Regions from separate parts of the Homo sapiens genome. Here region 1 is linked to region 2. Evidence: chromatin contacts called from ENCODE Hi-C or POLR2A ChIA-PET data. All regions are on one chromosome and are shown on one strand. The core of a region is the stretch at or near the end of the contact, and the rest is flanking DNA. Distances in the headings are between cores, read along the strand shown.

What was found. A loop is a pair of places that touch in the nucleus more often than their neighbours do. ChIA-PET counts read pairs that join two places held with the same protein, here RNA polymerase II (POLR2A).
Region 1: a map of PC-9 shows a loop between it and region 2 (2.4-fold over the local background). The contact joins the enhancer-like site here to the promoter of CD44-AS1 in region 2. A Hi-C loop is called at or near these places in 3 of 168 maps with a recorded cell type or tissue (MCF 10A, PC-9 and right cardiac atrium). POLR2A ChIA-PET finds 5 or more read pairs at or near these places in 2 of 52 experiments (AG04450 and OCI-LY7).

What each region holds. Positions count from the first base shown.
Region 1 is chr11:35,362,440-35,366,265 of GRCh38, forward strand. The region is part of intron 1 of SLC1A2 (solute carrier family 1 member 2); the gene reads right to left. Among named protein-coding and RNA genes, the nearest start is that of SLC1A2-AS2, 55 kb to the right of the region's middle. Within about 2 kb of position 1,757, at least 19 of the 41 ENCODE cell types and tissues checked have a DNase peak (open chromatin) inside an H3K27ac peak, as active enhancers do; they include PC-9, where a contact is called at or near this core.
Region 2 is chr11:35,213,160-35,217,001 of GRCh38, forward strand. CD44-AS1 (CD44 antisense RNA 1) reads right to left here and starts at 1,851. Exons shown (of 2, transcript NR_174965.1): 1 at 1,672-1,851. It overlaps CD44 (CD44 molecule (IN blood group)), which reads left to right. Exons shown (of 18, transcript NM_000610.4): 15 at 1,693-1,755. RefSeq lists enhancers at 1,081-2,280, 3,788-3,842.

The DNA.
Region 1 (3,826 bases), core at 507-3,006, 150 kb after region 2:
CACCTGAGATTCCAATCCTACTTTCAACACTCATGAGCTGTGTGGCCTTGGACAGATTATCTAACATCTGTGAACCTCAAATACTTCATTCATACAACAGATGATAATAATAATAACTATTCACGGGACTGTAGTGAAAATTAATTCCATCAATACATGTGAAAGTGCCTGGAATGTGGCATGCAACATATGGTAACTATTATGATTATCCTTACTATGTTGTATTTGTTCATTCCACAAAAATTTCTTAGGCAAAACAACCATTGACTTTATGAGCCTTAAATGGCCTTTGAGCAACTTTGCTTTTGAGAGTCGCCATGGGAATCCATGGCAAATCCACAGCAAACTGGATTTTCAGGTCTCATGTCTTAGCAGCCTGACTACATCCAACTTCTAGTTGCAGCATCTACTCCCCCTTTTGGTGACATTTATCACTTTAGGACAATGATACTAGCTAATCTTCACTGAAGACTTACTATGTGCCAGCCACATTCTAAATGCTTCACATTTGGCTTGTTTGAATCTTTCAAAAACCTGATGAGGTAGCACTACTATTATTCCTATTGGGGACAAGAAGAAGGCACAGAGAGACTGAGCAACTTGCTGAAGTTCACAAAGCAGGTCAGCGGCAGACCCTCAAAGTCGGACTCCTGAGCCAATGCATGTTACTATTGCACACCCTGCCTCTCACTGGAGAGGCTTACTGTCTCTCTAGAGAAGGGGAGGTGTGCAGCATGAATGTCATAAAGGATGGGAAGTGGAGAAGCCAGGAGTGGCTGCAGGTGAGGTTCAGAAAGCAAAACCATCTTTTGGGTGTTGTGTATTCTGCCCCAGATGACAATTTTGGGGTTGTTCCAGACCGTGGATGTCTGAGTAGGAGGCAGACAGCAGGCTGTTGCCTGGTAGTGGGGAAGGAAGGGCGGATGGCTTGGAGCTTGGGACACAGCTAAAGTTGCTACAGATGCCTCTTCTCGGTTGCCAAAGGTTTTGTAACTTACAAAATAGGGAGCTCATTGGAGGGTTTCAAACCTCATTTGGGGTACAGGACCAGAGAATGCCTTCAGATCTCTCCAGGCTGTCAAATTCCAGGATACAAGTTCCCCCAGGGACATCTCTAACACATCTGGCTTGGTCTCAAAATGACAGAGGAACTAGCACTTAGAGCACTTTCTGTCAGCCAGTTGCTTTATACTGAGTTCTTCCAGCAACTCTCTGCACGGAATTATTATTATGTCCATCTTCTTGATGAGGCAAAGAGAGAGAAAATAACTTGCTCCAGGACACGTGGCTGACAAGGTCTGGAGCTAGGACCTGAGCCAAAGAAAGAAGGAAGAAAATGATATCTGGGTGTAGTACTTGGTACTCAATAGGTGTTTTGAACAGGAGGGGCATCATACCTTTTCCTCACTGATTGGTTCTCATTCAAGCATCTACAAAGGACCAGGACACGGAGGTGTACAAGGCAGGCTAGGTCTGTACCTGCACTGAGTGGTATTTCCTGTTCCACCAAAGACAAGAGCTTAGCAGGTGGCAGGGGCACCGGCAGAAAGAGGATGACCCTCAGACCCAGGACCCTGCACTGTTTTCCATTGCTGCCATCCCATGCACAGAGGCTGGATTGAAAAGCAGCTCTTGGAACAGAGTCTGCTTGCTCTGACACTAAGAACACCATATGTGTCCCTGCCACAAAGGGAGAGAAGACACTCCCTGCTGTTCTGGAGGTGGTGTCCAGGAGCTGGCAAGCAGCCTCTTGGCATTTTATTTCAATAGCTGAGGGTGGGGGCTGTGGGGAGAGTTAAGCAATGGAAAGTTTTCCTTTGTGCTGCCCTCACAAGGCATTTCTGGAAAGGGTCAGTTTGGGGTGATTCATCATCTACCCATGTAGACTCACACTGAGAAGCCAGCTCAGATACTGTGATTAAAAATACATTTCTTCTCACCTACTTTCTTATTAATATTCTGTAAGTGTACTAAAGGGGCCTCAGTCAATAGTAAGAAAAGTTCATTTACCCAGTAGTAGCTACACTGGCTCTAATCATTTGGTGAATGTAACTATCTACCTAAAGACTTGATTTTCTTTTCAAAGAGCTATGGTAAAATGCCAAGCACTAAACAATCCAGCAAAGCAATTACTTGCTCAACAGTCTGCTGAAGTTTGAATACCACTCACTAACTACACACATTAGGTAAGTGATCAGATTTCCCTGAGCCTTAGTTTCTTCATATGTAAAATGGAGATAATCAGGATACCTATTGTAGTCATAGGTTAATACATACACACCCCCATGATGGTGCCTGGAACATCACCTGCACTCAATACAAGTTAGCTATCATTATGCACACTCAACCTATTTCTTAATATTTATGGTCATTTATTCTCTTACTGTGTGTGCCAGGTGCAGGGCTGAGGGCTTATAGACATCACACAATTCAGTCCTCAAGACAACCCTGTGAGGTGGGTATTAAGCCCATATTACAGATGAGAAAATGGAGAAAAAGAAGTCCATACCTGGTGGATGGCAGAGCAGGGCAGGTTCATCTGAACGCACAGCCAATGCGTTTTAGAGTAAGACTGTGAAACTAGCAAGAGAGAAAACCTTATGATCTCTGTTTAACAGGTCAAGAAACTGAGGCAGAGAGATGTTAAGTGACAAATCCACATCCAGTTTTGTTTGCACAACACATGGGACAAACATCAAAGTGGATGGGTCAGGAGATGATACTGAGGAGGCCGAGGAATAAGCTGGCTTTCTCCCTTGACTAAAATAATACAGCAAAGGTGCTTCTGGTCCCTCTGGGGCTGGGTTGTATCCATGCCATTTGGGCAACTCCTCTAAGTGCCTCCAAAGCCCTTGACATTGCTCCTTACACATGATCAATGATATGGTAAAGCTGGTGTAACTACAGCCCTGCCATCAGCCTGGCTCTGAGGTCAGCATTTCCAGCATCAGTCTCAGTGTAGCATTCCCAAGTCTCCACAATCACCAAAGATCATAAACGGTGTGAGTTTGAATCCTTGTCGTAAAATCTGCTCCTAGGAACCCAAACCAACACAGAACCAAAGTAACACATGCCATTTTCAAGCAGAAACATTAACTTCTACATGTGGGATCACTCATCCGAAAAACTCCTCTTCATCCTTTAAAACCCCGCTCTGCTGTCTCTGTCTCTGCAGACTTCCCTGACCATCCCCAGCCTGCAACAAAAGTGATGTTTACCACTCCTGAACTATTTCTGTTTTCTTTACATAATTCAAATTGTTGTTACCCAGGGTGGACTGGCCATTACAGTTTATATGTCTGTCTGTCTGTCTCTCCCATCAGGCTGTGCACACCTCCATCGAGGCATCCACAATTTATTTCAGTTCCTTGGGAATTAGCAATGCATATATGGTCTACATCAGTGGCTCTCTACAGGGGTGACTTTTCCCCTAGGAACACGTGGCAACACCTGGAGACATGTTTGGTTGTCACAATTATGAGGTGAGGGGAGGGAGGCTATGGGCACCAAGTGGGTAGAGGACAGGAATGCTGCTAAACATGCTATAATGCATAAAACAGTCCTCCACGGCAAAGAATTAGCCAGCCCCAAATGTCAATAGTGCTGAGGTCAAAACACCCTGGTCTGGATGGTAGCTCTCAGTTAACCATCTATTACATGTACTGTGTCAACTAGAGTTTATTATACTTATGAATCAGGGTTCAGGGCCTGTTTTGGTTCTCAAGTATTGCTGCACCTCTGTGGGAGGATTACACTTCTCTATCCCTGAAGACGTCCTTTGCCACGTGAATTCCTTTGGATAAAGAAATGTGAGCATGTCTCAGAT
Region 2 (3,842 bases), core at 601-3,100:
CAGTACCCTAGAATGCTTATAGCCTAATGTTAGTAAATCAAATGCTTTTTACAAGACTGATATTCACAGACACTGATTCTTTCTGATTTCCACAGTGGTACGGACAGATTTTCCATAATTCTCCATGGATTAGACAATTAAGTCACCCAATTCTCATCCTTGGTTTTCTTCAAAAACACTCACCCACATAAATCTCATTTATGTCTATACATTTTTCTCAGTCTTTACGCTTAATGTTAAGAACTAAAGCATTTGTTGAAGCAAGCGGATCACTTGAGGTCAGGAGTCTGAGACCAGCCTGGCCAACATGGCGAAACCTCGTCTCTACTAAAAATACAAAATATTAGCCAGGCATGGTGGCAGGTGCCTGTAGTCTCACCTACTCAGGAGACTAAGGCATGAAAATCACTTGAACCCAGGAATTGGAGGTTGCAGTGAGCCGAGATCGTGCCACTGCACTCCAGCCTGGGCGACAGAACGAGGCTCCGTCCCCCAAAAAAGAACTGAAGCATTTAGAATCATAGTGGCAGTGGTGGTGGTGGTGATGGTGATGGTGATGGTGATAATGATGGTGATGGGATGGTGACGGTCATGGTGATTTTGGTAGTGGGAGTATTGGTGTGGCATTTCAGCAAATGTTGTTTTCATTTGTTTTAACCATCAGCCAAGGAACAAAGCAATCTGTCTCTTCAATATAGTTACACAGGTGACTAAGTGTCACCCGCTTCCACCTTCTCTAATCAAGGAAATGGTGACGATCAGGTTACTATAGATTCCTTATAAGGTGCCTTCATAATGGATAACTGTAGCCATTTTATGTAAGCATTGTCCTGTGATTAAAAAAAAAAAAAGATTCCAGTATGCTTTTGAAAAATGTGGGTGGGGGAGAGAGTTTTAATATGCTGCATTCAAGATTTGACCTATGGATTTAGATTCTAGCAATTCATGAGGTTGTCTTAATCTAAAGCTTTCTGGTGATAGATGTTTGAGAAGCTAGGATTATATTAACTAGTCATGTTGAAACTACAGATTTAACTTTAAAAAATTATTTTAAACTTACTATAATACCCATATTCCAATACACATTATTAATGTTAGCTATCATCTCACCATTTCCTTTTTTACTTATTTTCAATTTTTTTTGAAAATAAGTAGTTGACCTTTCTCTTTGAATCTTTACATCATTCAATCCCAAGATTCCTTATTGCATACTAATTTCCTGCCGCCAAGAAATCTCTGTTTCATGCCCTAAGCCAGAGTATGCCCATTTGCAGTGATTATGTTTCTCATAATCCAATTCATATTGTCCTTATTTAAAATGTACAATGTCTAGTCTCAACCTCATACCTGCAAAGATATCACAATATTTTTGTTAGCATGTTCCTTACCACAGTTCTTGGATTTCTACCAAAACAAAGTTTCTACAAAACTTCCTGTGGTCATCCTTCTTAGCCTTTGCTGCCCCAGTTTCCTTAATTCTTATTAAAGTTCTAGCTCATTTATCAGTGGATTAAGCAATGAACGGTAATTAACATTGTGGACCCATTCAAGGCTGTTTTGCCATCATTTTTTGGAATACCTTAAAAAGACTAAACTTTGTGATAGGCTGTATAAGAATGCAAAGGTAAAGAAATGCAGATGGGAGTGTAAGTGAAAACATGCAGTACTGACCTTCCTGATTGCTCATTACAGGAGACCAAGACACATTCCACCCCAGTGGGGGGTCCCATACCACTCATGGATCTGAATCAGATGGTGAGTTCAAAACTGCTTTAGTCATTTACTGTTATAATCATTGAGCCTAATGATGACTACCAACGAAGTATGAGTCAGTGTCTCCAGAGAAGTGGTTCTCAAACCTTCTTAGCATACATCACAATTGCAGGGAGGGCTTATTAAACCACAATGCTGGACCCCACCCTTAAGGTTCCTGATTCAGTAGGTCTGGGGTGGAGCCCAAGCATTTGCATTTCTAATCAGTTCCCTGGTAATACTGACACTGCTGGGACAGGGATTGCACTTTGAGAGCTACTGCTCTGGAGGAAAGCCTTGCATCTGAAAGCCTCAGGAAGAATTCAAGCAGTGTCCCAATTTAACCTTGCACTACACCAGAGTGATTAAGAGCTTGAGCTTTGTAGCAAAAATGGCCTGAGTTCGATTCCAGCCCTCCGCATATTAACTGAGCAAGATGCTTTAAAGGGTCTGAGACAACATTTCTCAACTAATAAACTTGGAATAATAACAATTGTCACAGGACATTGTTTCAAAGACTAAATGATAGAATACATGTAAAGCATTTAGCATAATCCTGGCACATGATATCATCACTGGTATTTGTTGGGAATTTACTGTGTGCCAGCAGCATCTTTCTAAACACTTTACATGTATTAGGTTGGGCCAAATGGAACTGCCATTATTGTAGGTCAAGAACAGGTCAATATCGGCCAGGCACGGTGGCTCACACCTGTAATCCCAGCACTTTAGGAGGCCGAGGCAGGTGGATCACGAGGTCAGGAGTTCGAGACCAGCCTGGCCAACCCTGTCTCTACTAAAAATACAAAAATTAGCCGGGCGTGGTCCTGCGCACCTGTAATCCCAGCTACTCAGGAGGCTGAGGCAGGAGAATTGCTCGGACCTGGCAGGCAGAGTTTGCAGTGAGCCAAGATTGCACCACTGCACTCCAGCCTGGGTGACAGAGCAAGACTCTGTCTCAAAAAAAACCAAAAAACAAAAAACAAAAAAACAGGTTAATATCAGCAAATTCATAGAGTTTATCTAGTATGAACTCATTCAGTCATCCTATAAACTCTGTGACATAGGTAAGTACTATTATTATCCCCATGTTACAGATGAGGAAACTAAGGCTCAGAGAAGGTAAGTAACTTGGCAGAGTTGACAGGACCAGAGAGTGATGGAGCCACCTTTCAAGCCTGGAGGGCCTTGTATTACTTCTCATAGCACAGTCTGGAGAAGGCATTCCATAATGACCATAATTACTCCCAGGCATGAATTCTTAAATAGACTCCTGTTTGTTGTGATTCAGATCACACCCCTACAAACCTTACCCCAGACTGCAAAAGTCTGACATGAGGTAGGTTTACTAATTACTTCTACTGCTGGGCTACTGGGAGGTTCTGCCAGTGCTGCCTTACTGTGGTCTCCCTGAACATCATAAATCCAGGTGACCCCATGTAAATGATTTAAGCCATATCAATTATTGTCTCCCCTTTTTATGCCCAAGTTTGAGTGAGGCTCACCATCAGATTTAAATGTTTACACATTGAAAACAAATATGAAGATGGATATTTACATGGTGGCTTCCACAATAACTCTCTATGGAGGAGCACTAGGAGGTAGGGATTCATTAGAAATGCTTCTGAAATAGAGACAGAAGTCACAGGTTCACTGGGGACTTTAGGCAGGGCACTTAACCTTTCCCAGACTCAGTTTCCTTGTTAGTAAAAAGGAGATCAAATCATCTGCCTCAGTTGCTTCCTAGAGTTATTGTGAGGAAGACAGGGTACCAGAAGTGTGAAAGTACTCTGAAAAAGTAGGGAGTTATTATTAAGGGGCATGATCTCTAAAACCAAGAGACCCCAGCCACTCTCTAAGTATGATTCTTTAACCATCAGAGTGGACATCACCTAGGAACTTGTTGGAAATGCAGAATCCTTGGCCAACCCAGACCTACTGAATCAGGATCTGCATTTTAACTACACTCTCCCACCCAGGTGGTTTATATGCACATTAAAATTTGGAAGCTTAGACTGTGCTAGACTGCTTTTCTCACCATTGAAGCCAATTGAACAATCTCTGTGCATATGTCTCAGATTACATGTCAT